Regions from separate parts of the Mus musculus genome. Here all the other regions are linked to region 1. A link is a loop called in an ENCODE intact Hi-C map of the cell type or tissue named here. Cell type or tissue: left cerebral cortex. All regions are shown on one strand. Region 1 overlaps Prkce (protein kinase C, epsilon). Region 2 overlaps Prkce (protein kinase C, epsilon). Region 3 overlaps Prkce (protein kinase C, epsilon). Region 4 overlaps Prkce (protein kinase C, epsilon).

What was found. A loop is a pair of places that touch in the nucleus more often than their neighbours do. Peaks named below come from ENCODE experiments on the same cell type or tissue, not always from the same donor. Only the 100,000 strongest peaks of a DNase experiment are listed, where the experiment ranks them.
Region 2: a loop joins it to region 1, with 7 times the contacts of the local background. A loop is called at or near these places in 4 of 42 quality-filtered maps.
Region 3: it touches region 1 in a loop (7-fold over the local background); 3 of 42 quality-filtered maps call a loop at or near these places.
Region 4: a loop joins it to region 1, with 9 times the contacts of the local background. A loop is called at or near these places in 3 of 42 quality-filtered maps.

Annotation. Positions count from the first base shown.
Region 1 is chr17:86,245,737-86,253,736 of GRCm38, forward strand. The region is part of intron 1 of Prkce (protein kinase C, epsilon); the gene reads left to right. Among named protein-coding and RNA genes, the nearest start is that of Gm52296, 6.4 kb to the left of the region's middle. In left cerebral cortex, no CTCF peak of the experiment used is centred here; DNase peaks (open chromatin) are centred at 712, 2,058, 4,493, 4,966 and 1 more place; H3K27ac peaks cover 2,336 bases.
Region 2 is chr17:86,297,167-86,305,166 of GRCm38, forward strand. All of the region lies in intron 1 of Prkce (protein kinase C, epsilon), which reads left to right. Among named protein-coding and RNA genes, the nearest start is that of 2010106C02Rik, 14 kb to the left of the region's middle. In left cerebral cortex, no CTCF peak of the experiment used is centred here; DNase peaks (open chromatin) are centred at 4,279, 4,970, 5,294, 6,583 and 1 more place; H3K4me3 peaks cover 541 bases; H3K27ac peaks cover 1,332 bases.
Region 3 is chr17:86,435,064-86,443,063 of GRCm38, forward strand. All of the region lies in intron 2 of Prkce (protein kinase C, epsilon), which reads left to right. All of the region lies in intron 1 of Gm30284 (a long non-coding RNA gene), which reads right to left. Among named protein-coding and RNA genes, the nearest start is that of Gm30284, 5.9 kb to the right of the region's middle. In left cerebral cortex, no CTCF peak of the experiment used is centred here; DNase peaks (open chromatin) are centred at 1,864, 3,025, 3,409 and 4,365; H3K4me3 peaks cover 883 bases; H3K27ac peaks cover 2,671 bases.
Region 4 is chr17:86,339,390-86,347,389 of GRCm38, forward strand. The region is part of intron 1 of Prkce (protein kinase C, epsilon); the gene reads left to right. Among named protein-coding and RNA genes, the nearest start is that of 2010106C02Rik, 56 kb to the left of the region's middle. In left cerebral cortex, no CTCF peak of the experiment used is centred here; DNase peaks (open chromatin) are centred at 4,883 and 6,062; H3K27ac peaks cover 2,608 bases.

The sequences.
Region 1 (8,000 bases):
AGATTACGAAGTGTGAAGAAACTGTCTTTTAAGCAAAGCAGTAGTAAGCAGCAGAAAGGAAGACCCGGTCAGGAATGACAGCAGCCCTCATGAGTGAACACACTAAGGGCCCCAGATTTCTGCCTGGGGTCTCTTTTTATGGATTATAAAGGGAATAGAGTGGTTGGGTGAGTCTCTACTTGAGTCAGTATAGATCTATCAGGCTATATGAGCAATCCTCTGCTTGCATCGTGCATCCGATTTTGATCGTGTGCATTGCCAGTTATGTATAGATGTGAGACGGTGAGTGTGGGATTCTCCCTCTGTACTAAACACACAGCTTTCCCTCATGCTCTCAGGTCGGGCTGCATTTCCCTTTCTGATATTGTACCTGGACATAAGGAAACTATGACTGAAGAGTTTCCCTGACACTGTTATTATTATTAAGGGACAAAGAAATGTACTCCAGTGTTTGGAGTGGTGTTTCTGTATAGTCTAATGCAATGCAGGTGAGATGCTATTAGCAGAGACCAAGGTGCGGCTTAGTGAAGGACGCGTGACAGTTTTGCCTGTTTGACATGTTGCGTTCCCATTGTGTAAGGACGGCAATCGTGTGGTAAAGAGACTGTCTACCTCTTGCAGTTTACTCCTTGGACCAAGAGGATTCAACTCAACAAGAAAACTGCCTGTTCCCCGTGGCTTTCCCATCATGCTTTTAGATCATGATCTGTGCAGGCTTGGTGTACAAATGTGGGGCCTGGGAGTGATGCCCAAAGGCATGAGGAGGTGGAGTAAGATGAGTAGCAAACATTGGTTGGTCTGGAAAGATTCTGTTTACTCTAACTCTTCTGGAAACAGAAAGTCACGGTTCTTTGGTTCTCACACATTTTAAGGATGACAGAGGGATAGAGACTTAAGTGGTCGCGAATATAGCATTACCGTGCAGGAGACCTGACAACCAGGGGTCTTTGAACTCCTATATAATTTTTCTTTTAACTAATAGTAAGTGTGTGGCCTATTATGCAAATGATGTGCAGGGTTCAGTCTATTATGCAAATGAGGCATTGCCTCTGACCCTCTGCTCAACATGGATGCTCTTTCCAGCAGTCTGTCACAGTCTTTGGAATTTCACCCTTAAGAAGCCTTTCCTGGAATCCAGATCTTGTTACGGTGAGACTTAATGACAGATGTCTCAGGGAAGAGCCACAGATCTTACCACTTATTTGAAGAGCACGGGACATGAACCTGATGTTGGTTAGCTTTATTTGAGACAGACTGTTTTTGATGGAGAGGAGAGGATACAGGATTTCCAGTCATCCCAGTGCAGACGACGGGCCTCGAATGGGAATGCTGGGCAGGTGTATCCCAAAGACATGAGCTTCCTGTCAGTGGGCCCCAAATGCCTTTGTAAATCTATCTAGCCAATCGGATGGAAGGTATTTGGATGTTGGGGCTCTTTGTGTATTGGTAGCAACTTCTGCACCACTTCATGCTTTGGATTTCCCGTCTTGCAGCCAGGGGGATACAGCGCCATTTCACGTTACTTAGGATTCTGACATTTATTGATCTCTTTAACAAAGGTCTCAAGTCTGTCTGAATGGTGTATATTTTAATGAATATGAACAATGAATAGATGGAGGTGACAGAGCTGGCTAAGAAGCCAACGTGAAATGTTCTTCAACCCAGCAACTACATGTCTCAGAGAAGACATTCTCTCTACCAAAGTTACTGGGAGGAATGGCCTCTGCCTGGACATCTTGGGTCTCTTTTTGCTGCTCTGAGTCACAAGGCCACCAGGAGCTGCTGACTCTTCCTTCTTGGAAGAGTGATTTCCCCAGAGAGTCCGCCATGTGGCATTTGGGATGCAGAGGTTTCATGGGGCCTCTGTTTCTTGGGCATACTTCCTCCACGGTTTCTGTGTATCCTGCTTAGGCGGCTCAGTGTGGGACAGACGGCTGAGGCTGAGTGGCTATGGAGTGGTTAGAAAGTGTATCCTTCAGGCTGTTCAACTTGGATGTCTAGGAAGTGTGCAGCCAATGGAAAGCATTTGGCTCTGAAATTTCACATCTCTAGTTAAAGCTTCATTTTCGTAGAATCTGCAGTCTAGAAAGGCAGGGTGTTCCTCCACATCAAGTGGCTTGAGTGATGGCAGGCAGGGAGTGACAAAAGAGAAGAGATGGCTTTGTGGTACAGATTGCGCTCCAGATGAGCCTAAGGGGAGACAGGTGCTCAGGGCTGGGTGCCCTGCTGCCTTGGTGAAGCAGCAAGCCCTTATACCCACACCAGCACGTGTCAAGATCACCCTGAAACCAGTGTATTAAGAGTCTCAATAAACAGCCCACCTCCTCCTGTGGGCCTGAAGCACTCATCCTCCAGTGGCTGCAGGTAGGTCCTGCTGATAGCATAGCACTGGCTCCTCCTTCCCAGGAGGGCTAGACTACAGGAAAAGAGCCCCGGGCTTTGTCCCACCCTGGAGCAGCCAACACAGGAAGATGACTGCAGAGGTGGGGATGGGGGGGTGGTAAACATTGATCCCATTCACACCATCTGAGGCAATTCTGTAAAGCCAGCTTTGCCACAGGGCTTCTTTTTGGCTTGGCTGAGACCAATTACTGATGTCTCTCTCTGACTGCCCTTGCTTCCTTCCCTCCTGCCACAGGGGCCAATCCTGGAACAGTACCCAAGAAACCCCTTGTCTTAGTCAGGGTTTCTATTCCTGCACAAACATCATGACCAAGAGGCAAGTTGGGGAGGAAAGGGTTTATTCGGCTTACACTTCCATGCTGCTGTTCATCACCAAAGAAAGTCAGGACTGGAACTCAAGCAGGTCAGGGAGCAGGAGCTGATGCAGAGGCCATGGAGGGATGTTCTTTACTGGCTTGCCTCACCTGGCTTGCTCAGCCTGCTCTCTTATAGAACCCAAGACTACCAGCCCAGGGATGGTCCCACCCACAAGGGGCCTTTCCCCCTTGATCACTAATTGAGAAAATGCCTTACAGTTGGATCTCATGGAGGCATTTCCTCAACTGAAGCTCCTTTCTCTGTGATAACTCCAGCTGTGTCAAGTTGACACAAAACTAGCCAGTACACCCCTTGTACAGCTCTCTACACCCATGGCATGGACAGTCCCTGGAACCTGGGGATGAAGCAGTTAAGACACTGTGGGCCACTGTCTCTGTGGCAGAGTTGGTGTTTCTCTACCTCCCTGTAGAGAGTTCTGTAACTTCGAGTTGAGTATTTTTCTTCTTGCTGTGGACCCTCCTCTGGCTCTGTGAGTCCTCAGGGAGTGCCACTCCCATGGGAACAAGTACTTCGGAGCTGTTTAGTTTGGTCAAGAGCATTGGGAGGGGCTGAAGGTGCGTGAGGTGACAGGGGTTGATTCTTGGTGACACAAGAGGGATTCTTGGCTCCCCGTGTGTTAGCTCTGACCACCGTGGATGAACCATTTCATCCCTGTGCGCCCCACCTTCACGCTCTGAGGGGACTCTGAGTCTGCAGTGGTGGCTGGCGCTCAGGTCACAGTAAGCAGAGACAGGGAGACGGAAGGGGAGAGGGAGAATTTACATACGTGTTTCTATTTTCATGTTATGAATGGGAAACTGAGGCTGGTAGAGACCAGTTCACTTTTCTAAGGTCAGAGAGCTCTGCGGTGTGACAAAAGGGAAGCAGATCTGTGTTTGTCAGGACCCGTTTTTTTTCTGTGACTGGATCACACTACCAAAAGCGCTTTCCCCCTGTGTTAGGGGAAACTAGAAGAAACCAGTGTGGGACAAGGCAAACACAGAGATGTCTCCTCCTGGAGGTTTTCCTGAATCCTCCTGCTCTGAGGCCTGCCCATTACTCTCACTTTGTTGGTCTGCACTGCAAGGATTCTAAGTTCCTCCCATTTTCTATCGTGTTGTGTGATTGCTTAAGCTCCTCCCATTTTCTGTCAGGTCCTGTGGTTGCTTAAGGGGGCAGGCTAGGCGGCACCCTCATTCCTACCACACTGCCAAGCTCCTGGAGAACGCAGAAGGCCAAACCCCTTTCTTCTCACTGTCCTGGACTTTGTCCTCCACCAAGAGGAGGGAAAGATGGGCCAGGGGGAGCATTAGGCAGTGGAGAGACCAGAACCTGCAGCCTCTGGTGCGGCCGAGATCCTGTGGAGCTAGAGAGGAAGAGTGGGTGACAGAAGTGTGCCACGCTGGCGAGGCAAGACCCACAGCTAGATCTTGGAAAACGGAAGCAACTAGGGTGGGACAGGAGCTCAACAAAGAGGAGTGTGGGTATTCAGAAAGCCAACTGCCACCTTCTCGGTGAAGGAAGTCGTCCTTCATTTAATGCTTCTGTCTGCTCTCAGAGACCTGGTCGTGAGAGTCTCTACCAGTACTCTGTGGGGGCCTGGACCGTTCCCTGAGGAAGCATGGTTCTGCCAGTGCTGCCAACTTAAGACCAAACGTTCCTCCTACACAGCTGTCTTCCACATGAAATCCTGCCGGGGAGGTGGGTGAGCCAGCCAGTGAGTGAGAATGAATTACCCGTGGCCCACGTCTTGGCTGGTGTACAGGCTGCCTGCTTGCTGGAGCTTTTCTTCCATCTCTTGGATAAATCAGGAGCTCGGAACACTCCTCGTGGAACCAGCCTGCCCTCCCCACCTGGCCTGTGACTGCTGCCAGGCCCAGAACGCTCTGTGCTTCTTTCTCGTCAGCGCTCACACATACATCACCTGTCCAAGTCCCACGTGGGCAGCCTGGGGGAGACAGGGCGGTAAGCAACGATCTCATCCACATGACAGGAGACCTAGAGTGGGGTAGATTTATCCAGGAGTCTGGGATTCTCCTGCTAGTGGCCTTGCAGAGGACTCTAGGCTCTGCTGTGACTTTCCTGGACAGCTGTCCCCTTCCCTCTGCTATGGAGATGTCTCCTGGGACCTGCCACCACTGGGGCCTCCCCCAGCCTGCTCGAGAACTCTCCTTGCTTCTTTTCTGACTACCTTTCTGACTGTCAGAGCAGCCTACCTTTGTTCTGGGCACCAACAGTCTCGCCATCTGGGATTCTGTGCATGTTTCCAAATGCTTTGTGGACATCATCCAACACCTCAGATTCAACAAAGCAAAGGACGAGCTTTTAGCCCACTGCTCACTCGAGTTTCCCCTCCTGTCTCCAGTTGCACTTGTTTGCCCAGCCTCTACTACTTGGACTCTGCAGCATCCCTTGGCCCTTTGCTCTGTCCCTTGATGACTATTGGTTGGTTCCCAGAAGCCTCAGTGTTGCCTGTTCACGGTCTTTTTTAAGAACCCTTTTCTTAGTATTTTAAGAAGTTCCTCTTACCTGGCCTTAGGACCACCCATCTCCCCTACCTCCAGCTTCATTCAACAACTGTTCACAAGGTTTATAGTACTAATTGTGTGAGTTAAAAAACATTAATTAATACAGATTTAATGGTGGGATTTTCTTACTCAAATCTCCAAGGTTGTCCCATATGGAGTTGGCTCAGCCTTTCTAATTCAGTGTCTCCAAACTCACAGATAAAGCAGACCTTGGCCAAAATTGCTTATTTGCTGTTCCACGTGTAAGCTTTGAGGCTCCTTTATGTGTGCCTTGGCCTTCCCTAAATGCCCCCCTTCCTCCTCATTTTCCTTAGAGGCATGCCTTCAAGGACTCCCCCCCCCTTATGTGTGATTGCCTGGATAAGGGAGATGATCTTTTAATCCTTTTATAAGTAATGGTTCTGATTTATACTTCTTGTTAACATTATGTGAATGTTGGGAAGTTGGGGTGAGGTTTTAAGAAAGCCTAAACTGTTGGCAATGAATCTTAGACGTTTGGTTAGTACACGGGGACTATATGTCATGTGTGCGTGCCCTTAGCTTAAGAGTTATATGTATTAAGTATATAACATCTCTTGCCGGCTTGTCATTTGCAAAGCCCTGGGCCTCATCTCTGACATGGGAGAAGAATGCAGGTAGGGAGGTTGGGGGTGGGGGTGCACACCTGTTTTCCCAACTGTTTGGGAGGAGGGGGGAGCCCACAAGTTCTAGATGAGTCTTGAACGGGGCTGCAAATCATGTTTCTAGAGACTTAAAGAGGTGAATGTTGACCGTCCTGCCCGTCTGTCACTTACATGGCTCCAATACAGTTGTTATTTCATGACTCTTCCAGCACCTCATACCATACCTCTGACTTGGTTGCTCATGTATTGTTTTTTTATGAAGCAAGTTAAGGGACTTTATTGGTCATGTAATGGTTCAGGGACAGATGGCAGCAGCGTAGGATCAACATGCTCAGAGGGCACGATGCTGCTGTCTTTGTCTAGACTCCTGAGACAGGGCTGGTTATACCCTCAGGTGACACCATCCCAGGTGGAAACAGAAGTGACTGTCACCAGCCCCACCCGTACATCCAACTATGAATCTCTAGGGAACACAGAATGATAAAGGAGTGTGTCTTTCCTGACAGCCAATAAAAGTCAATGGGTAGAACCATGGTACCCAGACGGTGTGTGAGACCCAGACTGTGCGTGGAGCTGAGTGTGGCCCTCATCTAACAGAGGGGAGGAAGCCATGGTACCCAGACTGTGTGTGGAGCTGAGTGTGGCCCTCATCTAACAGAGGGGAGGAACATAAACCCAGAAAAACAGATCATCCAAGGTCATCAGCAGAAGGACGTCCATGCTGTTTTAATTACTCTATGCTGCTCTGCTCAGTCAGTGTCTTTTTGTAGCTAAGTTACCAACCTGTTTTACAGTGTAGACACAGCTCTTACACTGTAGCGGCAGCTCTTACAGTGTAGCAGCAGCAAAGGCTGCAGAAAACACTGGTGTGTTCTCATTTTCCTCCTCCAGGTCCCTTTGGTGGCCTGAAGACTCAATGACCATTTCCTTCACATTCTGTTGCTTTCCATCTTCTTTAAGAACTTGATATGGATCTTAAAAGCATTGAGAGGTGAAAGGAGCACTTATGGCAGATTCCGTGTATACGAAAAGACAGTGATGAAGACGTGAGTGGCTGCCAGGATGGGGTGGGCCAGAGGTCAAAGGAAGATGGGGGAATCTCTTAGGTGACATTTTCTTTTCTATCTTGATTGTGGTAGTTATGACAAGACTACACATATTTATCCAAGTCTTTGGACCTGTACTCCACAGTGGGCCCATTTTATAGTGTGCAATTATACCCAGCGTTAACAGCCCAAGGGCTTGGCTGCCTCGGTGACAGTGGAACTGACACGTTAATGAACATCACAACTGTAGGATGCGATGGGCTGAAGCTTGGAGAAGCCGCTGTAATCTAATTTCCAAGAAACCACAGAGTATCAGAGCCATTCGAGGATAGGTTGTTTTTTCTTGGAAAGTGATTATGAATACGTCGGCAGCCCTTCCGAGGCTACCACCATCCTACCCCAAGCCATGATGCTGGACCACAACCCTCTTCCCTTGGGCTAGGTCAGAGGTGGAAGCTATCTGGGAAATGTAGCATCTGGAATCGAGGCAAAGGGATTAGGCACAGAGTGGTGTGGAGGAGCTCAGAGAGATAAAAGATTCAGGAGGCGGTTGCATACATAGATAGCCTCTACTCCTGCTATCAATGCTGCGTGATTAATGCTTCCCGGCCAGCTGAGGGATGGGAGGAGCTTGAAGAAGTCTGGCAAAGGAGGTGCCCAACACTCTCCTTTGTCATGTCCACCCCTGCCTATCGGTCCAACAGGTCATCCTACACTGATTAGGATCAACTTAGGTGCTCCCTTCCTTCTGCCCACTGCCACTCCCCCAGGAAGTCTCTTCAAGTCTTTCTCATGCTGGTCTTTGTATTCTTCATCCTTTCCAACTCCCAGTCCCTTCTGGCTCATTGCAGTTTGGGAATTGTGCTTTAGCTTGGAGATTCAGTTATGCACTTCTGAGCCCTCAGATGCTGCAGTTTCTTCCTGCCCAGTTCTACTGCTGCCTGGCGTAGTTGTCTCTGACACAGATGTTTGACAGTAACGCTGAGCAGCCAGAGAAGATGCCGTGCAAAGCATACTTTCCAAGATGCAGTTCCCTTCTGCTC
Region 2 (8,000 bases), 51 kb after region 1:
GCACCCTCAGGTGACCTGTGACTTGTGTAGGTACTTCCTCTTCATTAACTCATTACATTTTGTCTTGGTGAATTTTGCTCTTACAATTTCAAGATAATCAATTTATTCCCATGCGCCTTCTCCATCCAAATCGAGTTACAAATATAACTAGTGCGTTGCTGGCCCATTGGGCACCATGCTCACAGGCCAGTGCTTGGCAGTCCTGGTCTCCTCTACCCCCTCCCCAGCCTGGCTGGGGCTGTTTGTTTGTTTTCAGTGGAAGCCCTGAGCGCAGGAACGACTTCCACCTCCCTTACACACAGCCACGTCAAAACGCTCTTTGTTTTCTGGTGGCAAAGGGCAAATGCTGGAGGTCTTCATTAGCCTGGTTAAGAATGCCAGTTCCCTAGGAGGCACAGTCCTGAGCTGCTGCCCATGGTTAGCCTTTTAATGTAAAAGAACAGCCATGTTGTGACATTACACAGACATACAGACACACACGCACATGCACACACACACACTCACTCACACACACACTCATATACACACATGCACGCACACACACACACACTCATACACTCATACACACACACACACACACACACACACACACACACACACACACATACACTCTCACATGCACATCCAGTCATACACTCTCACAGCCAAGTGCACACACTCACATACACCCTCCCTCCCAAGGCTTCAACACATCCCTTTATTATTGATTCTGCTTCTGGGAACAGAAAAGCACGGTTGGGTAGTGCTATTTGGGAAACAGAGCCAGATCCCAGACCAATAACTGTGACTTTTTTTTTTTTTTTTGCTTTGCTCAACTATGACCTCATGTAGAATCGCAGAATCGACATCTCTCTACATTTTAGACTGCATTAGTCACCTCTGATCACAAGGGATTTTGTTTGTTTCTGTTTTTCTTTCTTTTTGTTTGTTTGTTTGTTTTTATGCTACCTCCACTGATGAAAGTACAATAAGCCAGAATGCAATTTAGGCTTCCTGCTGGCCAGAACCAAGGTTTTCTGAGTTGTCTAGATGTGGGGATGCTCAATATTCACCCCGCCCCCCCCGGGTCATGTGTTTCTCTTGGTGTGGCTGATGGGCTACCACCATTAGTGTTTGTCAGGAGTAGAGTCACGCAGACTCTTAAGTCCTACCCCAGAGTCCCAGGGCTCGGTTTTTAGGGTGAACCTAGGAATCTTGAGGACAAAGTTTCAGCAACATCATGAATCTGCAAAGGAAATGTTCTCCTGTAGCTGGGCACATGAAGACTCAGTCCTCCCGGGGCTCAGCCAGGAGAACAGCTAAAGGCTGGCATCAGTTTGGACTACAGAGTGAGAACCCTGTATCAAAATCACCAAGCCAAAGAAGAAAAAGAAAAAACCATGGAAGTCACTATTGTACTCGTTTCTATTTGAGCTTCAGGCTGTGACTCTGGACAGGGATCTAAGCAGCAAGCAGTTTTCATTTTCTTTTGGTCAACTATGTATTCACAACGATTGTCCTGCTCTCAATATCTGTCGTCCATGTCAGGGTAACGTTTTGCTTGCCCTCAAGGACCCAAGGCTCTACTTGAGAAGGAGACAGATTAAAAGAAAAGAAAAAAACGGAGCTCCGTGTGTGAATGTGAAGCATAAATTTGGTTTAGAGGAGTAGGGAGTTTCTGCGCGTAGGGTCCAGGAGAGGGAAATTGTAGGACTGGAGTAGGAGCGGAGAGCAAGCTCTGTGGAGGGACCATGGTCCATGGAGGAGGGGAGCACAGCCAGTCTGAGCAAGGCAAAAGGAAGGGTCGTCGGGTCACAAAGGACTATTGGTCTCGATTTCCTGCAGAGGAGATTAAATGATAATCAGATTAATTGGGATTTAGTGGGAGGCAAATCAGTAAATCAGCATCCCACTGGAATTTTCTGTGCTAACCCAGCTTCCCAATGTGAAAGACAGTCCAATGGACTGAATGCATGGGGATGCCCCCACCCCCCGCAGCTCCTATGTCTGCATCCTTGGCCTCCGGTTGGTTGAAGAAGTGTTTGGGGAGGACTAGTAGGTGTGACCTCCTTGAGAATGTGTGTCACTGGGGATGGAGTTGGAGGTTTTCAAAGAATCTTAGCATCCCCAGTCTGACATCCTGCTGACAGACAAAGAGGTGAGCTCTCAGCTTTGCTGCCCCTGTGTCTTTCTTTGCTCCGTCATCATGGACTCCTCCCTTTGAAACCATACGCCCAATTAAATGCTTTCTCTTATAAGTTGCCTTGGTCATGACGTCTCATCCCAGCAATAGGACAGGGTTCTAGGACAGGTAGGGTCTCTGTATGATGTATTCCTGGCTTGCCTGAAACTCACAGAGGCCCACTTGCCTCTGCCTCGAGTGGGATTAAAAGCATGTGCCACCATACCTGGCTACTTAGAAATAATACCTTCCCATTGTAAAACTTCAAATACCAAAGTATTACATGATCAGAATTTTGACTTAGCAATGAAAAAGAAAAAAAAAACCAAAAAACAAAAAACAAAATAAACAACCTTCTGTGAGCCAAATCTGAAGTTCAAAAGAAGATCAAATCTAGTGGGTGTGGCTAGAAATCAAAGCAGTCAAAGCACCTGTGCTCTCCACTGGGAGACCACGTGTGTTCTATGGAGAAAGTGGCCTGGAGGCTGAGACAGTGATAACGCTCCTTGTGTTTACGGTTCACTGTGGAGCCTTACATAGGTGCAAACATTTGCCACACTCAAAGGGCTGTGTGTTTAGGTTTGGGGTATTGTACTACATATAATGTGCCTCAAAAATGAGATTCTTTCTCCCTCTATTTCTTTTGTTTTCATTCAATCTTCTGATAACATCAGGGAGAAACACGCAACTTGGGGCTTCAGCACCATTAACCTTTAACACTCACTAATCTCCCTTTTTAAACAAAAGGAGACAGCCTCACAATAATATTGTTTTGGTTTTATTGTAGCAAAAAAATATTTATGGCTAGTAATACTAGTTTCCCCAGGTAGTAACACATTTTTTTTTTAATTAACACTATGTAGCCAAGCATGGAGGTGCACACCTTTCATCCCAACAGAGGCAGAGGGGCAGAGAGGTAGAGGAGAGACAGAGAGGCAGAGGGTCAGAGGAGCAGAGGGGCAGAGGGGCAGAGGGGCAGAGGGGCAGAGGGGCAGAGGGTTGGCAGAGGGGCAGAGGGTTGGCAGAGGGGCAGAGGGGCAGAAGCAGATGGATCACTCTGATTCAAAGTCAGTTTGATCTACATAGTAAGTTCTAGGGCCAGCTAAGACTTTATTGTTTATTGCCTCAAAAACATAAAACAACAACAAAAATTAACACTCCCTAAGAAAGAAGAACAGTAAGCTGAAAGTATATGCTGTCCAAGATTTGAGAAAGCTGACAGGGTAGGAAACACTTGGGGGGAGGCAGGGTGGGACCGACAGGGGTGGGTTTTACAGGGAAACAGAAAACAAAACTAATCCTGTCATTTAAAATTGTGTGGACATTATGTGTAGCTCTTAGTTTGATTTCCCAAACTAATGAGGATGGTTGCTCTCAGAGTCGGGGCATTAAGTGATAGGATCAGGTCCAGGGGATCTGTGGTGGGGAGCTGGGGAGATCTGTGGTGGCCCAGAGAGCACTCAGTCCATCCTAGGAAGTGCAGCAGATGTGTGGTTCCTCCAGGAAGCCACGCTCTGACCTCTGCCTTCCGTGCAGCAGCGGACAGCTGGAAAGCAGTGCCCGGTGCCTGCTGGAGCGAAGTAGAGACAAAGGATCTGGAGGCTGCCTTGAAGCCTCTCCCTTACCCACCAACAGTGACCCAACACCTTCTAGGGATCTACTGGCAGCAGGAAGCAGCCAAGCCTCCTTGTGTCTCTTGAGGAACACTCATCTTACAGCCCTGCGAGGCATAGAGGGATGGTTAGTTATCTCCTGGTTGCCAGGCAGCACCTGTGCCTTGCACAGACACATCCTGAGATCTTTGCATGGCGTTCGTTAGCAATGTCGTGGGGACCTTGAGTTCCGTCTTCTGCTGTTTTCTATATGTCCTGTGCTTTCCCCCCCCCCCCTTGCGGTCTGGGTTCCTGTGCATGGTGCCGTGTTCTCCAGCATTTCCTGTTATGCCTAGCTTGGACACCCAGGAGAACGTGTCCCTGGACTCCAGGAGGAGTTACAGTAATGAGACAGTTCAAGCGGCAGTTGCTATTTAGCAGCCTCCTCCACGGGGTTCCAAGAAAACTGTGACATCAGTGAAGTTTATATTCTCTACCCCGACTTCCGTTTCTGGGCCCTCCCACTCCTTTTCTGGTGTCTGCTCTCAGCCATTTTATCTTTAGGCTCCATCTGCACACTGCCTAGCTCGCTGCAACCAGACAAGCAGTCCTGACGCAGCCGGGTCCCATTTCTGAGGTGCGGGGACAGGCGTCAGCCCTGAGGTTCTGTTGGGAGACCGGCTGCTCTGTGTGTGAGAAGGTAGAGCAAGGCGATGAGTGGCTAAGGTTGTTATGATACAGCAGCAGCCAACCTTCCTGGGCATTTGCCACAGAGTCTATCCTGTGGATGCCGATCCTCTCAATAATGTCTATAGGAGCCATTATTTTTAATTAATTGTGATTGACTTAGCTAGCGAGCGAGTTTGCAGAACTGTGTTGAGGATTGGACCATGTGCATGCTCGGCGAATACGTTGTCTCTGAATTACAGCTGCAACCCAAGGTAGCCGCTGTCAATAGCCCTGTTTTGTTTTTGTTTTTTACTTTACATGTGCCTTATTACATGAATTGACAGTCTTTGGAAATGCACAGCCAAAGAAGAGAAGTCACTGTTATACTAAGCTTGACGGAGAGCATATAGTCCTGTAGAAACCTCAGTGCGCAATGGTCCCATTTTACAGATGGGGAGACTGCACAGTATAGCTTGTGTAAAACCATACAGAACTAGGTCAGCCTCGTTCCAAAACCTACTGTGTGCTGTAAAGCTAGGATTTCTCACCCTCTCCCAGTGAGTCACCGGAGGCTTTGGTTCAAGTTCAGATTTCCAACGGAATGGAGCAGCTCACACTGTAATCCCAGACTCAGGAGCTGCTAGCTCCTCTCCTCCCCCCAGAGTCCAGATTCCGTAGGTGAACCACCCGACTGGATGACCCATAGGTTTGGAAACTGCACACAGAGTAGAGACCAAGGGACATTTTTCTGCTGGTGACTGTAGGAACAGCTACAGTAGGCCCTATAAAACCGAAGTACTGTTCTCCAAGCTGGGAGAAACCAGGCTTCTATGAAGGCCCCGCTGGGGAGCACTGAGCCTCTGCCATGAGCTCATGAGCTTGGACCACAGCCCGGGTTTCAGAACTTAGCCTAATGCAGCTCTGGGCACGCTCGGTAATTGCACCTAGTGTGGTGCTTGGATGGACTTAGAGAGCAGAGTGACCAGCAAAATCAAAACATAGTGAGAGGCAGAGCGGGGAAGAGAACGAGAGCAAGCAGACGTCAGCCAGGGACTCTAGGCCAGGCGAAAGCAACGGGCAAGGTTGGCTACATGGTGGAACAGAGCCTTTTGGGCCCCAGGGGAAGTTGAGCGTGAGCTGTAGGGCCAAGTGGTCTCCTACTCAGGGGCTCATGGATTTACAGGAGGGGCAGGTAACAAGAGAGATACCCACGAGCACACTCTTCAAACTCAGATTAGCTATGCAGTTGAATGAGGTGTAGTAACCAGGATGTCTCAGCATTGCAGTGGTGACACCCGGTCGGTTGGTCGGTCCGTCGGTCGGGGGAGGAGGATGTGAGACACATAAGGAAATCTTCAGGATGTGCGGAAAACACACACACACGTGGTCCTGCCTCTGACTTGGAATCTCCAATCCACTAGTAGGGCCCGTGGTATTTTTAGCTCTGTTATCAGGGCACAGAGGAGGTTTTCAAGGGTTGTAGGATGTATCTATTCAAGTATTCTATGTGACCCAATGGCTGCTCACTGTAACATTTTTTTGTCCCACCAAAGTACAATGAGAGGAAATGGGGCTGCCGGAAATGGCCACTTCATCAGGGCCTCTGTTGTGGCCCTAGCCCCCCCCAGGATTACCGGGGTCCTGACCATTGTGAGCAGCCTTGAGTAACCCTCTGCTGTGGCTGCTTGTTTTCATCTTGTGCCGGGGGACCGTCGAGAGACACAGGGAACTTTTGGAAGTTAATTGTCACTGTGCCCCAGTGCCTTCAACAGACATTTTCGAAGATGGTGCCTCTCTGGCCAAGCAGCTGCCAGCATGATCTCATGGTCCTGATGGTGGTGTTGGCGGTAGAATGGAGAACGTGGTGCCTTCGTTCTCAAGAGACCCAAGGCCTGTACCTTGAGGAGAGGCCTGAGGCCAATACCTCCTTTGCAAAGGAAACAGAACAAGCGCTCATCCAAGTCCCTCTGACTCCCACACACGGCCTCTCAGCTCACATTAGTGACCAAGGAAAGGCCTAGAGTGGCGTTTCTGAAAGGCTTGTAGATGCACCTCTGACAGGTCGTGAGGTGTGAGAAGAACCACTTGCCTCCTGTTTCCTCTGGCACAGCCCCCAGCTCCATGTGTCTGGTTTATATCCTAGGCTGTCTAGAAAGTATAAAGAAGGCCCTGCCAGAGTGGAACACCCACCCTGGCTTGCAGCAGGGTGGCAAGCTACAGCCCCGTGACAGTGGCGCATGCGCCGTCTAGCTTTGGACAACAGGATCAGCATTTCTCTGTTCTCACATCCTCTGTCTTCTTTCCTTGCGGCATGAGGTTGTTTGATTGATCTGGCTACAGAACTTAATGAGCCTGACTCGCTACTTGCAGAGTTAGATCATGAGAGATGATCTGACCCCGGGAGTCATAAGGGCTGCGCTTTCCTTACAAGTGGCTGTTTCCAGATAAGGGCTTAATGTGCTCCTCCGTCTGCCTCGCTGCTAACTGTAGCTCTCGGAGCTTGAGACCTGGCACTGGATGAGAGTTCTATCGTTTATCAGGTTCTGAGGCTGAGTCCATGGGGATTGGTGATTGAGGTCTGTAAGTGGCCTTGTGCTCATAGGTACTTGGCTGAAACACAGTGCTCAGTAAATATTAAGTTCTTATCATAGTTACTAGCAATGTCTCATCATTATACTAAACATAACAGAGTCTGTTCCCCCACTGCCATTTTACACCTTCTCTTGGGCAGAACACATCAGGGACTGACTACAAGGGGTTCCATCACTAAACTGCTTACTTTGGAAGCAGGAGGAGGAAGGAGGAGGGGGAGAAAAGAGGAGGAGAAAGGTGGAGGAAGAAGGAAGAGGAGGGGGAGGAGGAGGAGGAGAAGGGGGAGAAGGAGGAGGAGGAGCAGCAGGTTGTCTAGCCTTGTCTCAACCCCACCATTGGGGAACCTGAGAGCTGACCAGGGGTCTAGGCGATCTTGTTTTCTTGTTGCAAGAATTCCTAAACAACAGACGCCTTGGTCCAGTTCCCACAACGTTGGTGTCACAAAGCAACTCCACGTCCTCGTTTCTCACCCATGCGCTCACCTTCACCTCGGTGTGGAAGCCTCCATGGTGGAAGGCTGTCAGCCAGTTCCAGGTTCCACTGCCACAATCGACGGCGGAGCCACACACTCTGTGCTGATGCCACCAGCAGCCATCAGAACGGCAGTGACTGTTTACATTTCCTCGATAACATATTTGGAACCAGGACCTGGGCTCAGCTGGAACCTGAGCCCGTCGGTCAGTTGTCAAGGACAAGGGCAAGGTGGTTAGCGGCCTGACTAGAACACCAAGCAAGGAGGAGTTGAGTGTTGAGGTTGTTTTTATGGCCTGTTTCGGATTTTGGTTCTGGGCGATTGAGACACTGGCAGACATGAATGTAGATCAGATCCACAGCATGCCTACCTCCCTAGGCCTGGATTCCGGTCATCCTGAGAGCTCGTCTCTTACTGCCGTGTGGGGCAGCTGAGACTCAGAGAGGCACAGCTGTTTCAGCTTGCTGCAAATGGAATTGGCGAGCAGTCCGTGTAGAGCCCTTCCTCAAGAGCG
Region 3 (8,000 bases), 190 kb after region 1:
TACAAAGTACTGACAATTTAATACCTCTTTCATGTAGATAATCATATTTGATTTTTTTTTTTTGAGACAGAGTTTCTCTGTATAGCCCTGGCTGTACTGGAACTCACTCTGTAGACCAGGCTGGCCTCTAACTCAGAAATCCACCTGCCTCTGCCTCCTAAGTGCTGGGATTAAAGGCGTGTGCCATCACTGCCCAGTTCATATTTGATCTTAATTGTCTCTGGTTGAAAAATAGGCTAAGATCTATAAGGATTTGAACATCAGTGCCTTTTTTCCTTTATACTACTGTGTCTCTTGTCACTGTCGTAGATAACTGTTGCTGGAAGTGTTCAGGCCAAGAAGGATTTCTGTAGGGCCAAGGGGTTCTATCAGGAGAGTTTGAGTATGTGTGCTTGGGCCGAAAAGAAGCACACAGAAGAGAGATGGCTGTGGAATGTGTCTGTACACAGGGCAAGCGTGTTGGACAAAGGGAGCTAAAAATTCATTTGTGAGTTGATGAGCTTAGATGTTTTCTTTACTGTTGGAGCCCAGGAAGTTGGAGGGCTGTCAGTTACCCTTTTCACTGCTCTAACAAGACACCAATGAGCAACTTAAGAGTCAGGTCTTTGTGGCAGGGATGGTGTGGTGTGACAGAAGCCTATGACAGACCTTCTCATGTGCTAACCAAAACAGGAAGTAAAGAGCTGGGAGCAGGGACAGAGCCTGGTTTTGACCCTCAAAGCCCTGGGTTCTGTGGCTCACCTTCACTAACCAGGCCCTGCCTCTCAAGGTTCTGCCACCTCCCAAAATAGTAAATAACTGAGAGCCAAGATTGAAGAGCACATACGCTTATAGAGGAACATTGCACATGAAAGTGTAACAAGGACTGATACTCATTCACACACACACATCCCACATGCACACACACACACACACCACATGTACACACACACACACACACACAAACATACACCACATGCACACACACATACCACATACATACCACATGCATACATACATACTCGAACACACACACGACATGCACACACTCACCCCACATGCATACACACATTCACACACACACAGCACATGGGCACACCACACACACACACCACAAGCACACACCACATGCATACACCACATATCACACACACTACATACACACACACCACACACACACACATACCATGTGCACACATACAACACATGCACACACACCACATACACACCACATGCATACATACACACTCAAACACACATACCACATGCACAGACACCACACACACACACCACATGCACAGACACCACACACACACACCACATGCACAGACACACACTCACACACTATACATGCACACTCACACACACACACACACACACACACACCATGCACACACATACCATATGCACACACACACACACACACACACACACACACGCACACACACGCACGCAGACACCCCTGCACATTGCCTTGTTGGGTCAGACTCTGTGCTAGTCACCTCCACGTGCATTACCTGGTAGATTCCTCACTGCCTCCCTGGGGAGCAGGAGTTAGCTCCTCTGCTTTAAATAGTCAAAAAAGTATTGTATAAGTAGAACACCTTCCCTCAAGGTTGCACAGCAAAGAGATGAAAGTCCAGCTCTGTCTGACAAGAACCGCTGAGACTGTTTCCAGCACCGGAGGCAGAACCTGGACCTCGTGTTCACAGGCAGCACCCAGCTGTAAGTGCTAGCCCAAGGGTATGCCACCTGCCATGCCACTTCAGATCAGGGGGAAGGGCACTGGAGAAGGAAACTCATCCCCAGAACTGTGCGTCAGCAGGAAGGCAGTCTCTTGAAGAGAGCCAGTTCTCCTTCCTGCAGTAGATGGGAATTTTGTCATCTCATTCCGTAGCCAAGCCCGTAATTGCTACCTGCCGATGGATGTTGGGGAAAGGCACCACTTTATCCTTCCATTGGCTATAGGATGACTTCAGGTGGTCTGTGACGTGCCCAGGACTTTACACAGGTGCATCCTTCTGAGGAAGCAGCTGCCCACTGTGGCACCTTCACTAGAGGAACAGAGAGGGTGTCGGCCTGCCTGGGCGGTGCAAAGTGAAGAGCCCCAGTGTACTCAGGCTTGCTTGTGATGTGCCTAGAATTAGGGGAAGGCTGACTGGCTTCTGAATGTCATTTGTAGGGCTGTAAGGCCGCACCCCTAGCCATTAATCCCTTGACTGCTAAGGTCCTCTCTTCCATCCCTAAAAGCCTTTCTAGACTCTGTTCTCTAAGTACCGGGTTGTAGAGCAGTGGTTCTCAGCCTTCCTAGTGCTGTGGCCCTCTAATACAGTTCCCCAGGTTGTGGTGACCCCCAAACATAAGGTTATTTCATTACCACTTCATAACTGTAATTTTCCTACTGTTATGATTCATAGAGTAAACACTTTGGAAGATATTTGCTAAAGGGGTCATGACCCACAGGCCGAGAACTGCTGTTTTAGAAGGACTTAGGTAAAGTACGATGGCCTAAATGGTAATCTCTGTAAATTGAATGTGGGGTAAGTGGTCTGGTCCTGGGCATCGTTGAGACTCCTAGCCTTGGTGCTGCACACTGAAACAGAAAGTGAAACTTCTTTGGGTACATCATCCAGGCTCCTTGTTCGGCCCCTCCAGCTTGCAGGGTATGGCAGTGATGGAAGAGCCTTCTACTCAAAGGCTGCTAACCCTGCCCTGAGAAAGGTGATGTGTTTTCTGTGGTAGTGGAACCACTTCCCGCTCTACCAGCCTTAAACTCTGCTTCCGCTGACAGAGGCCACCTGGGGGCTTCTCCAGCAGCGCTGCGGGGCACCTGTCTCAGCTGTGATTCTGCTTCTTGGTGCCCTTTGTAGACGGAGCAGCTTTTCATAACGCTCTACGGCTCAGTTTGGAATTGTGCGTTCTCTTTGCTTTCCCCTTTTAGAAGGGTTAGATTTAGCCCTGGCACACCAAATACAAGCCCTCCCTTCATCTCCAGGGCTCTTTCCATCCACCCCTCCCCGGGCAGGCTATTTACAGACTTGTCATGATCCGCTCGTCATCCTACCACGAGGGTCAGTCCACCAGTGAAACGAAAGGAAGGAAAGGCCCCCAAGCCAGCGAATTTGGGCAGATGAGCCTTATATAACACGTGCTAAAAATATGCAGCTAATTGGACTAGAGAAGTGAAAAACATGAGTTGCGCCTTAGTCTTAGTCTGAGACACTAAGACACGATAGAGGAGCATTTCCCCCCCCCCCCTCCAAGTAAAGATGCCCACATATAAATAATCCTACTCCATGTGTACTCTCCATTTTGTACCTTTGTAGCCATGCTCAGTTCCCACTTAGTCCCCACCCCCACCCCAGGGACCATGTTTGGGCAGCAGGAACCAAGATTGAGTAAAGATGCTGGGAGCATCTGCTCCTCTTTGGGAGACAGAAAAGTGTTTAGGTGGGTGACTTAGCAGTAAGATGCTAAATAAAGGTCCTACTGTGACGCCCTCCAAAGCTCGATGCTTAGAAAACTCCAACTCTCAGGGGGTTCTTTTTACTCTGGAGATCCATCAGCGATTTGTTTTTCTTTCTGAGAATTGCATGGAACACTGTCTTCTAGTTCCATGTCTCTGCGCCTCTGTCTCCCCTCCTTCTGCATCATTCATCTTTACCCCCCTGACCTCTTGCCTCTGTCTTCTATGTGCTCAGGCCTTCCCTGTAGAACTATAGTGTACATTAGTTGCGTTTACTTCCTGCATTTCCATAGAACATCCCCCCCTGGGGGTGTGGCCTGGCTTTAGTGCACTGTGTTCCTGGATGTCCAGCCTAGTGTCTAGGCCAGGATGGCTCCAAGTACTTTGCATTTATGAACCATTCAGTAAACCAATGGGCAAACCAAAGGTTACATGCTGTCATTTCTGGAGAATACAATGTGAGCAAAGTCTACTAGTATCCTTGGCAGGCAGGTGACACTCCCAATTCAGCATATCAGTCACCCGATTGTTATGCTACGTGACAGCCCAGAAGAAAAGCGGGGACCTATGGAGTCTAAAGATAGCAGAACACCATGTCATGGGGTGAGTTAAAAGGGCTTGGCTTCTGTTTTGGTGAAACACTCGGGGTTAGAGAGTCACAGGGTGATAAGTCTGGAGGTACGCTGCTCCTGCTTGTTGGTTTAAAGATGGAGTGGGGGCAGTGACCAAAACTACACGGTTAGTGACAGATCCAGAATAGTCCCTGGTGATTCACCTTGAACATCCAATAAATCTCACAAACATAGGAATGACTCCCGAATCCAGTCCTACTCGGACCCTGTCCTGCCTGTTCCTGGTAGGACAGTGATCATATATTGCTTCGTGAAACCAGAACGTCTGCCCACACTCACGCAACTCCCAGGGAGGCTCCTGCTGTCTACCTTTTAGCACAAATGCCTCTTACAGAGTCTGAAGATGACCTCACACTTGCAGGTTGCTCATGGACCTGACTGTCTCGTGACTGATTTAGGGAGACTACCATCAGCAGATAATTCATGGCGCCTGGAAGGAATCCACTCAATGTATCTGTTGTACGGCTGGCTTTGTGTGCCTCAAAAAATCCATGGGTACAAAAGAGACAGCAGGTGAGAGATCAGAGCTGCCCCACTGGTGGTTCCTCAGGAGGTGGCTATAGGGATATTTGAGGACCTGAGGCAAGGGGATGTGTCTACGTTTCTCCTGTCCACTGCCCTGCTCTGGGTTACAGTGCCCACGGGTTTAGCTGAAGGTCGCTTACCATGCTTGTTCAGAGGCTGCTAAGCACAGAGTTGTGCTCCTGATTATCTGTGTTCTTATCTGTACCTCTCGTAACTTCCCTGGCATTGACGCCAACTCTGAGATCCCGACAGACCCCAGTTGGGGGTTGCAGAACGAAGACCAGGGACATAATACAGTTTGCCTAACATCTAGAATGCTTTAAGCTTTTTAAATTTATTTTCTAGTTTGTGTGTGTGTGTGTGTGTGTGTGTGTGTGTGTGTGTGTGTGTGAGAGAGAGAGAGAGAGAGAGAGAGAGAGAGAGAGAGAGAGAGCATAGAAGCTAGGGAGTTGCATTCCCAGAGCTAGGGTTACAAGTGGTTGTGAGCCACCCAACATAGGTACTGGGAGCCAAACTTATATCCTGTGGAAAAGCAGCAAGGACCAAAAAATACTGAGCCATCTCTCCAGCCCTGCTTTAAATCTATATGCTTAGGTGCATTCACGTTTCCCTCATTTTGATTGGTTGGTCTTTATTCCTTTTAGATAGGCTCTTATATGTTGCCCAGGCTGGCCTCAAACTCCCGAGCTCAAGTCATTCTTTTACTTACAGACACACATCCATCACTGTACGTGCTGGATTGGGTTTTTATTGTTTTGTAGCTGCCTGAACGTTCCTTATACTGTTATAGAGCTTCAGCATTATGGTGTACTGTGATTAAACAAATGGCTTTGATATTGATGACACACCTGGCTATGTGGTGTCATCAGCACCAGAGAAATCAGAGCAGAACGTCTGAGTTCATGGAGCTGAGAGGTCAGGTGAATATTTGCGGACATTCAAATGGGATTAGATGCCAGAATGAATTCGACGAGGAAAATGTGCTAAAACACCTTCCAGGAGCATCAGCTGGCTATCCTAAACTTAGACCTTGTATAAAGCTTCCGAGTTGATACCTTCTACTCTGCTTGGAACTGCACGTGGTATTCTGCATTGCCAGTGTTCCATTAGGGCGTAAGTTTGGGACACTCTGGGTCCCAAAGATTCTATAGTGAAGGCTTCGTGGCATGTACTGCTGCATAGGACACCTCTGTTGAGTTTTTATTCAAGTAGCACAGACAGGAAAATGCCCCTAAGGGTACAGCTTGCTAAATCCTCACAGAGCGCAGATGCTCAGCATCTAGAGGGAGAAACAGAGCAGGACTCATCCTGGGATGCTCCCTCCCAGCCCACCACCCTCCTGCATGCTTGACTTCCAAGAACAGAATATGTTTCCTTACTCTCCCGAGGGACACCATTGGTCACCTTGTCTTTTATACCTTGCTCATTTTCATTGTCGAGTTGCCTGTGGAAGACTGTATCTATCAGTCCTACTATCAGTGATGTGGTGGTTTTGGGTCCAATGGCTGTGCAGTATAAATGCCACGGTGAATATCGTAGCTTGTGGCGCTGGTGTGCAAGTATGTGTGCTACTGTTGCGTGTTTGCCTAGGAAGAGGACTCCTGAGTCTCAAAGTCCACAGCTGCACAGCCTTGGTAAATACTGTGTTCCAGGTGACCCATGGCTCTCGCCTGATGTCTGCAACCTGCAGTCACCACACACCCTTGCCAAACTAGGGGTTGATCATCTCTTTCCCGTTTTTTTAGCTGCTCTGATTTGTATATTTCACTTTTTAAAAATAATTTTGTAAAATATATTTAACATTGTATTTGCCATTTGAACCATTAAGTGTAGTGATGTTTAAGTATTCCCTTTTGGGAGCAGTCTTCACTACCATCCATCCTGGACAGATGGAAGCATCGTCCTTCCAAACAGAAACACCACAGCCTTCACTTACTTCTTTCCCTGTCTCCCCAACCCCTGGCAGCCGTCCACTGTCCCGCTCTGTCAGATTTAATTTAGTCACGGTGTTCGTTTGGTTGTAATTAGGTTGGTCCCTTTGTGTGGCATCCTTAGGTCGCTTCCATGTTGTAACGTGTTTCAGCATTTCCTATTTTTTAAGGCTGAATAGTATTCCACCGTGTGCAGACCGTGTCTTGTTTAGCTGTTGATGGGCATTTGAGTGATTTTCTTCCTTTAGATTACTGGGGTTAGTGCTGCTTTGAGTATTGTAGTACACAGTACCTGAGTCCCTCTTTTCAGATCTTTCACTGTGTGTGTGTGTGTGTGTGTGTAGCATGCTGTTTTTTGTTTGTTTGATTATTTTCTACTAAGAGTTTATTTTTTTTTAATTTTGAGTCTCCACTGGCCTTAAGTTCATATGTTGTCCAGGTTGGCTGGCACTTGCCATTCTCCTGCCCCAGCTTCCTAAGTGCTGAGAGAGCAGGTGTACCATGCTCTTACAGAGTCACCCAGGACCTCCTCCAGGTCTCGATTTCTGTTCCCCTGCTTGCATTTCTTTGTGCAGCTATTGCGCACTGTGGATTTTCATTTGGATGGCGCCCACTCAGGTCTTTCAGCCATTATCCTACGGGATTGTCTGTCTCTTTCCTATTGATCCACAAGAAGCCACAGATTTCTGGGTCTAAGTCTTTGTCGAACATATAATTGACTTACCTTTTTACTTCTTGAAAATGTATTTTTTGATGAGCAAAACTTCCCATCTAATGTAGTTGAATTGATCTTTTTCCTTTGCGGTTTGTACTTTTTGTGTTACAATTAAAATCGCATTGCCTGTTGCCTGAAGGCCAGAAGGATATACACCCTTGTTTTCTTTTACATTTTTCCTTTCAAATGGTGCTCTGTCCTTTCTTCCTTACTTGGGGTAGCGTTTTGACCCCAGGGTAACTAAGCTGCTTGTAGCACAGCATATTGCTTGGGCTGCTCTTGTTGCCTTTGATCAAGAGATTGGAGGAAGCACTTCCTTCTTTTATATACCATCCCTCCACTCCCCCCTCCCCTCCCCTCCCATCTCCTCCCCTCCCCTCCTGTCTCTTTTCCTGCCCTGCCCTGCCCTCCCCTTCCCCTCTCCTCTCCTCTCCTCTCCTCTCCTCTCCTCTCCTCTCCTCTCCTCTCCTCTCCTCCCTTCCCCTCCCCTCTCCTCTCCCCTCCCCTCCCCTCCCCTCCCTTCCCCTCCCCTCTCCTCCCTTCCCCTCCCCTCCCCTCTCCTCTCCCCTCCCCTCCCCTCTCCTCTCCCCTCCCCTCCCCTCTCCTCTCCTCTCCTCTCCTCCCCTCCCCTCCCCTCCCCTCCCCTCTCCTCTCCTCTCCCCTCCTCTCCTCTCCCCTCCTCTCACCTCCCCTCCCTTCCCCTCTTCCCTCCCCTTCCCTCCACTTCCCCCTCCTCTCCTCTCCCCTCCCCT
Region 4 (8,000 bases), 94 kb after region 1:
AGCATATCACAGAGTCAGGTGATAAATATCTGACTGGGGCTAAAATGGCACCGACTTTGACTTGCCTGATAAATCTTCCATTACTTTACCTGGTACAAGTCTGAGGGATGTGCTTGGTTTTCTTAGAGCCTTTTTCCTGTTTTATTGAGCACCCAGGACAGATTAAGAGACTGTGATTCAATGTATGCTTGTAGAAATGAAGATTGTGGCCTTGATTGCCTGGTGAGGGGACAACATGGACAACAGCATGGCAGGGATGTGTGCCCATCATCTGACCAATGAGATCTGGCATTTTTAAAACACGTCCAGCCTCAGAGGATGCCACACCTCTTCCCCCTGGTTAGCAATGGACAGCACTGTTACCATCGACCTGAAAATCACACCCCTATGGACCCGTATGGACCCCTATGGACATATGCAGTCTTAAACTCATGCCCCAATTTTAACTTGTATCCCAAAAGTAAAGAAATTCAGAAAACCGAGCTTCTATTTCCTGGTTGTTGGTTTCGAGACATTTGCTTACAGCCTGATGGATTGTTCAGCCATTCTGTGCCTTAATTTCATTGCTTGCGACTAAGGGGATTGGTTTACATAATATTCTTAAAAGAAAAGAACATTTTTAAAAACCAAAAAGTGTTAGAAAATAGCAGAAAGGTAGAAAGTTTAAAAACTATTCATGAAGACACACACACACACACACACACAAATCATATCCATAGATCTTTAAAAAATTTTTTTCATTTAGCTATCTCTACTACACACTCGTCTTCAACAAGATTGGATCAAAGGACATATATTCTTTTACAAGCCAATTTTAACACTTAATACCACATTGTGGATAGTTTTTCATGTTATTAAATATAATCTTAAATATTTTGCATGGTACATAATGATTTGAATAGGCTACCATTTATCTAGATAGTTAGCTATTAACTAAACCATTGTTTTCTAATTTTAAACTCTTAATAATACTGTAATCATTATCTTTGTAGTTAAATATTTTTGCAAATATGTCATTAAGATAAATTCCCAAAAGCAGAATTGCAAGGTCAAGAGTTTGTTGTTTTGTTTTTGTTTGTTTGTTTTGTTTTGTTTCCTGTTGCTACATAATGCTAAAATAATCTTTACAAATGTTGCCACAGTTCACGGCCCATGAGCACAGTCTTACATGAATGTCTCTTTCTCCTCATTCTTCGCAGCTCTGCAAAATATCACTTCAGGTGACATGTTTTGGAAATTTCCATTCCAGGTTTTCTTGAAACAAATGTGTTTGTTCCTTTGCCCGCTCAAGATTCCATGTCCACAACAGAAAAAGGAAAAGGGTGGGGGACTCTGTGTGACAACCGGGTAAGCAGAAAGAGCCCACCACTTATCTGAAGTCTCTGGGAGAGGAGAGGAAACAGCCGGGTGCTCCCCAGTCTAGGAGACTGGGGGTACCAGAGAGCCTCAGTTCAAAACAACACAGAGCAGCAGTTCTCAACCTGAGGGCCGAGTCACATATCAGACATTTCCGTCATGATTCATAAGAATAAGGTTATGAAGCAACAATGAAATAATTTTATGGTTGGGGTCACCACAATCTGAGGAACAGGACTAAAGGGCGGCAGCAATAGGAAGGCTGAGAGGCACTGGTTTAAAGAATTCTGCAGCCTAGCGTGGAGCCGGGTTCTCTGCAGAGCTCTGAAGGACTCTGGCCAGGAGAATGCTTACTCCAAGGGTAGGCCTGAAAACCAATGCTTGGCTGTAGAGATGTAGTCTTAGTCTCACTGCGGAAGGACGGAAGGACGGGAGCCAGGCTGACTACTGGGGTGAGAAGTTGAAAGGCCATTTGCAAAAGAAATGGCAGAAATTTTGAGGAGAATGGGAAAACTGGCGTGGAGCTAATCTTTGCAGTAGAAACCATTTCTCTTTTAAGGACTCCTTTCGGTAAGGGAGGGCTCCCCCTATCTAACCCTGAGGGCAAACATTTGAAAGAATACTGTTCTTCAAAATGTGATATATATATATATATACCAGAAGAAGAAAAGAGAGCCATGAAGACATAGGAAGGCATAGGCATAGACTCAATGTATTATTAGAAATATTAAGTTCAGTGGAAGGATTATAAGATAAACTCAAGGAAGCCTAGACTATGGAATAAAAACATATTAACATAGTAAGACAACTAGGAATCAATTCTACTGGCCCAACATATGATAATAAGTGTGGTTTTTTTTTTTTAAGAATGAAAATGAAAAAGAACCCACAACAAAGAATTCAAAAAATAAATAGCAGAGTAGCTTTTGCAAGTCCAGTTTCAACAAAAATGATCAAAAGCCTCCGAAGGCACGTCACTGTGAAATTTCACAACAGCGGGGATGAAAAGGACCCCAGACTTACAGAGTGGAAACAAATCAAGCAGACAGAGCCTCACACTAAGCCACGGCTGTTGGGTTGACATCAGAGTCTATTCACCATATCGCTGTTAAAGGAAAGTTTGGATAGATTGTGGTTTTTGTTGTTTGGTTTTTTTAAAACCTAGAATTCTTTATCTAGTCAGAGCATCATTCCCTCATGAAGACAGGCACACCAAGTCTTGGAATGATGACTTTGGACCCTTTTGCTCATCAGAATTTCAGTCAGAGTACACCTTCCTAGAAAAAAACCCATAACAGGAGACAAGGGATTCTGATGATAGTGACTGCACCCAGCAGTGACCTGAGGCTCAGCACCATACTTAAGCATCAACCAAGAAAGCCACTGGGCCAAATGAAAAAGGGAAGCCATGGTGGATTTCCAGATGGACACATCCTAGAGAAAAGGATCCTGGGAAACCTTGGTGACCATAGAAAAGTAGTCGGTAGAATGGAACATGAAGACTCCATTTGAGTTTGAGGATAGGTATATTGCCCACTGGATAGCATGTGAATTACTGCTTTTGTGAGTGGCTAAGAATGTGAATATAGGCAAGTATATAAGTGTAAAGATTGGCGATTTACAAAGCCTTCATACATAAATAATATTAATTTTCAGATTTTAGAACCACTGCTTAACAAAGCATGGATCTTAACTATGGCTAGACAGACCAGAATGTCTGCACGGTCAGCCTGAAGTGTCTAACAGTTAACGTTGGAACTACAAAGATGTAGGAACAGGGGAGGCCAAAGATGGGGAAAGCAAGACGCACTGATGCTTTTTAGTTACAGAAATGTACAGGGTAAGAGATAGTTCATGTGGTGAGGAATTGACCCTTTCCGTGTCTTTTTCCAGCTGTAAAGAAATTGAGGAGTAAGGTGCGTGTGTGTGCATGCGTGCGTGGGTGAGTGGGTGCATACGTGCATGCGTGCATGCGTGTGTGTGTGTGTGTGTGTGTGTGTGTGATGTTGAGGATCAAACTCAGGACCCCATATATGCAAAGGCAAGCTTGTACCGCTGACCTTGATCAAGTGCTTAAGAACTGAGAGTCAGGATGTAGACGGCTCTGTGGAAAGGGAATGAGGAAGGAGTTGTCAGCTGAGCTAAGAGCTCATCTATAGAAGCAGCAAGGAAGAGAGAACTCTTAGAGTAATGAACCAGTATGGGGAAGCATGCGTTATTTAGAGGCCATGAGAAAAACTCCAACAGGGCTTATTAAAAATCGGTCCTCCTTGGAAGTGATGGGACAAGAGGCTCCCTTCTCAAGCAGACAAGTAGGTTTTGATTTCTGAAAAGCAAACACTTCATTACAGTCAGTTTGGGTTATATTTTAGTTCTCAATAACACAGAAATACATAGCCCAAGAGGAAAAACTGGTCAATTTGCCAAACAAAAGGGAAAAAGATTTTACCCTTGTTTTTAATTTATGTTTCTTTGTGTTCTTGGACCAAGTTATTTCTAAGTGTTTCTGACTCTTACGTTTCATGCTTCCACGATCTTTACAAAACTGTTCTTTTTCTCAGAGGACACAGTTCCAACTGTATGAGCAAAGCAATAAGGAATCAGACTTGATATCCAGAATATCATTGTACAGAAATGTGTCCAGAGGGCAGCGGTTGCCTACTACTGGGTAGCCTGCATCCAGTCCGTGCTCACTGCCTGAGGTGCCCCGCTGCTTTGTGTAGGTTTCATGTGCTTTACAGTTAGGATCTAGGAGGACATTGCAGGGCCTTTGCATTCATTGTCGTGTCCAAGAAGTATCTCTGGTTTTGCTAGCTATGGAGCATGGGCCCAAGGGCTTAGTTCACAAAGAGATGAAGAAATCAAAGCAAGTGCCACACAGCTTGTAACAGACAGTGCTGGAATTTGAACCCAGACAGTCGAGCATCAGTGTCTCCATCACTGAGCCGTCCTGGTATAAGGTGAGAAACAGGAAAATAAGCTAAGCATACATCTAAATGGAGAGAGACAGAGAGAGAGGGGGGAGGGAGGGAGAGAGAGAGAGACAGAGAGAGACAGACAGAGAGAGAGAGAGAGAGGGAGAGAGAGAGAGAGAGAGGGAGAGAGAGAGAGAGACTATTCCCAAACAAAATACAGATTGCAAAATACAGGCTTAGAGCTGGGAGCTTTTCACTTCTGAAGGACCAGATAGGATTACACTTGTGCAGCTTGTTCTGTTTGTGCCCACCACCTTCTGTCAGGGCTTATAGCTGTGTGTTGCCATTGTCTTCTGAGATAGAAACATTATGTATACCATGACCAGGTGATGCTCCGTAAACCATCACCCATGCTCTCTGTAAGGCTTGGCCCCTTGGAATGTTTGCTGGGTTTGGACAGCACATAGACTTATTTGCTTTGAGCCACCTGTGTCACCAGAAGAAGCTGGCAGCTCTTCAGGGCCGTCTCTGGGCCACTGGAAAGAGGAAGAGGCGCTAACTTGTGTTTACTGCCTTTGTGGCCTATCGAGAGCTAAGATAGGCAATGCCGGCTTCTGGTGTAGACAATGTGACGTTCACGAGGCTGCTTTGCAACTGGTTTCTGTGAGCTGGCTGTGAGGGATGGGAAAAGCAGTGTGCCAGGCAGATTTGAGGGACACTTATTACGGTGTCCCCACAGCCAATGCATTCAAAAGGACATTTTATTTTGTAAAAAGGTACTGACTTAAAACTTTATACAAATTATCCTGGATGGAATTTTCAAAACAAAAGGGTTAGGAACAGAGAAGGTGGCTCTGGTCTGGTCTCCGTATCCCATGCGGCAGCTCCTGTTTCCTGTTGATGAAATGTCCTGCTAGTGGGTGGGAAGATGGCTCAGTGGGTAAAGCCTTGTCTCCTAAGTGTGAGATTCCGAGTTCAGCTCCTCAGAATCCACATAAAGCCCGGGAAAGCAATGTGTTCTGTAATTCCAGTGTTCCTAAAGTAATGTGTTCTGTAATTCCAGTGTTCCTAAAGTAATGTGTTCTGTAAGCCCCGTGCTCCTAAAGGGAGTCAGGAAGCAGAGACAAGAGTCTCTAAGGAAGCCTGTGGGCCAGTGTATCTACAGTGTGTAGCAGCAAACACCAAGAGACCCTGCCTTGAACAAGGAGAAGGCAAGAACAATACCTGAGGCCATCCTCTCCCTTCACACATGTTTATACATGTGTACCTACACATACACACACAGAGATGGGGGAGGGGCGGGGGACATAAAAACATAAAAAAATTAAGAAGAACATTGTAAGCAAGAGTCCCCATAGAAAGAGTCTGTCGCTGGAGTGTGTGTGTGTTCTGCACAACCATTAAGCATAGAAACACATTGCATCTTGCTGCTCCCACTTCTGAATTCCAGAGATGTAGCCACCACATTTAGAGCTCTTTCCTTTTTTTTTTTTTTAACTTGTAGAATGACTTATCAAATGATATTATTTATTTACCCTTTTTGTGTAATTTTAGGTCATTTGGGCCATCAAAACTCACCACAGATCATCTGGCAAGGTCATCTTATTTTATCTGTGGGGAAATAGAGATTTGCACACAGAGAAAGAGGCTTAAATGACTCGGTAGACGCGTGAACCTTCATGTTGGATGTGTTTTTCTTGCTATTATTGTATTTTGATCACAGACGACAGGAGAGGGTGGCTCAGCTGCGTGCCTGCGAATGTGTTCGCACCCGTGGGTGGTGTGTGAATGTGTGCGCCCACGCGGGTAGGTGTACATTATGTTGTGTGACAGATGTGCTCGTGAAAAACCCTGAATGAGTCCTTTTATTTTTAAAACTGGAACATGAAATTTTAAATGCTCTGAGGGTGGAAAGATGATTTATTATTTAAAGGAAGCTTGTGGAGGAATCCTTAGGTGAAAACTCTTTTTCCTCCTTCTTTATAAAGAGCAACTTCATTGAGAAGCGACTCTCATGCAGCCAAGGGCAGCCATTTTGAGTGCATCGCTTGCTGCATCTCCTCAAATGTGTGCACTCACGCCATCGCCACGACATTTAAGGTAGAGACATTTTCCATCTTCCCAAAGGTTCTTCTGTGTCTCTTGGCAGTCATCGGTCACCTCTGCCCCCAGGAGGTAGTCACCCTTGTGGTTCTTGTCATTGTAAATTAGTGTTGCTTGTTTTGGGACCTTATATAAATGAAACCATATGGTGCTTGGTGTCTTTGGCACAGCGTTCATCTGAGTATCGGTAATTTATTCGTTTTCCTTGCTAAGCAAAATTCCATTATGTGGATGTTGCACGGGGTCGCTTCTCCTCGTACCTGCTGTAGAACATAGTGTTGCTTCCAGTTTGGGGCTTTAAGGAGTGGTGCTGCTTTGGGCATCTGCGTGTAGATTGTTATCTTTAAAAGCACAACCCCTCCATCATCCGCCTGTGCAGATCCAGCGTTTGCAATGTTGAAGTAATTTCATAGGCCATGTTTTTGTTGGAGCAAGATTCGCAGACATCTTTTAGTCCTGGGGGGGAGGGGGGTGTCGTTCAGCTGAGGAGCACGTGACCTAGCATCATGGGGCCCTGAGTTCAATCCCAAGCACCACACAAATGCTGGTTAAATCTCTTCTGTGTGCTGAACAGATAGACCCTGCCCTGCAGGGATGTGCACAAAAGCCTATATAACATCAGTGTGTGGAAGTCGGGTGGCGTAAGTATCCTCGTGTGCACAGACGGAAGCCAGAGAAAAGTGTTTCTAATCATCCCTCCTTTTAATTTTTGACTCTGGATCTCTCACTGAACCTGATGCTCGTGGCTTGAGTGAGGCTAGCTGGCCAACCACTCCTGGGGTCTGCCTATCTCTGCCCTCACAGGCTGCAGGGAGCATACATGGTCATGTGTCACACGGGTGCTAGGGATTTGAACTCAAGATTCTCTTGCTTTCATAAAAAAAACCCACCCTTACCCACTAAGCCATCTCCTGTCTCCTGTGTAACATCTTAACACTACAGTGAGAGTCATTTCGGAGAGAAACAACCCCCCCCCCCCATTATTTTATAGAAGCAGTTGCTATGGTAGCTCGCCTTCACAGTGGAACCTTGAAACACATTTCATTACTTGCATCCCATAGCCTCTTGACCATTCAATGCGTTCTGTTAATAGAATGGATAGCAGGTTCCTCCCCAGGTGAGGAGCCACAAAATTAGCTGCTAGATTCCAAATCGGCACTTAGGAATGGCGTCAACATTGCCCATCACAGTGCTTTGGTGGCTTTAATTTTTACTTTTAAATTTTTTCCAATATCATACTATCTGTAGACAATGCACTGTGGTCAAATCCATCCCGGTCCCCTTGTCTCTCCTACCACGTCTTGGTGCTTTGCTCTTTCTACCAACTCTAACTAGAGCATGTTGGCTACCACGACGACCCTGCTTTGCCTGGTCTCTTTCATGCCAGGAAGGCCTGGGGACTGTGGTGTACTGAAGGGTACAGATTTGGGTCCTGTATCTTTGTTTCATATTCTCTCTCTCTTTCTCTCTCTCTCTTTTCCTCCCTCCCTCCCTCCCTCCCTCCCTCCCTCCCTCCCTCCAATACTGGGGTTTGACACTTGTGAATGTCAAACAAGCATTTTACTCCTGAGTTATATCCCCATTTTTACTTTGGCATGCGTACGTTGTATTCGTGCATCCGTGTGT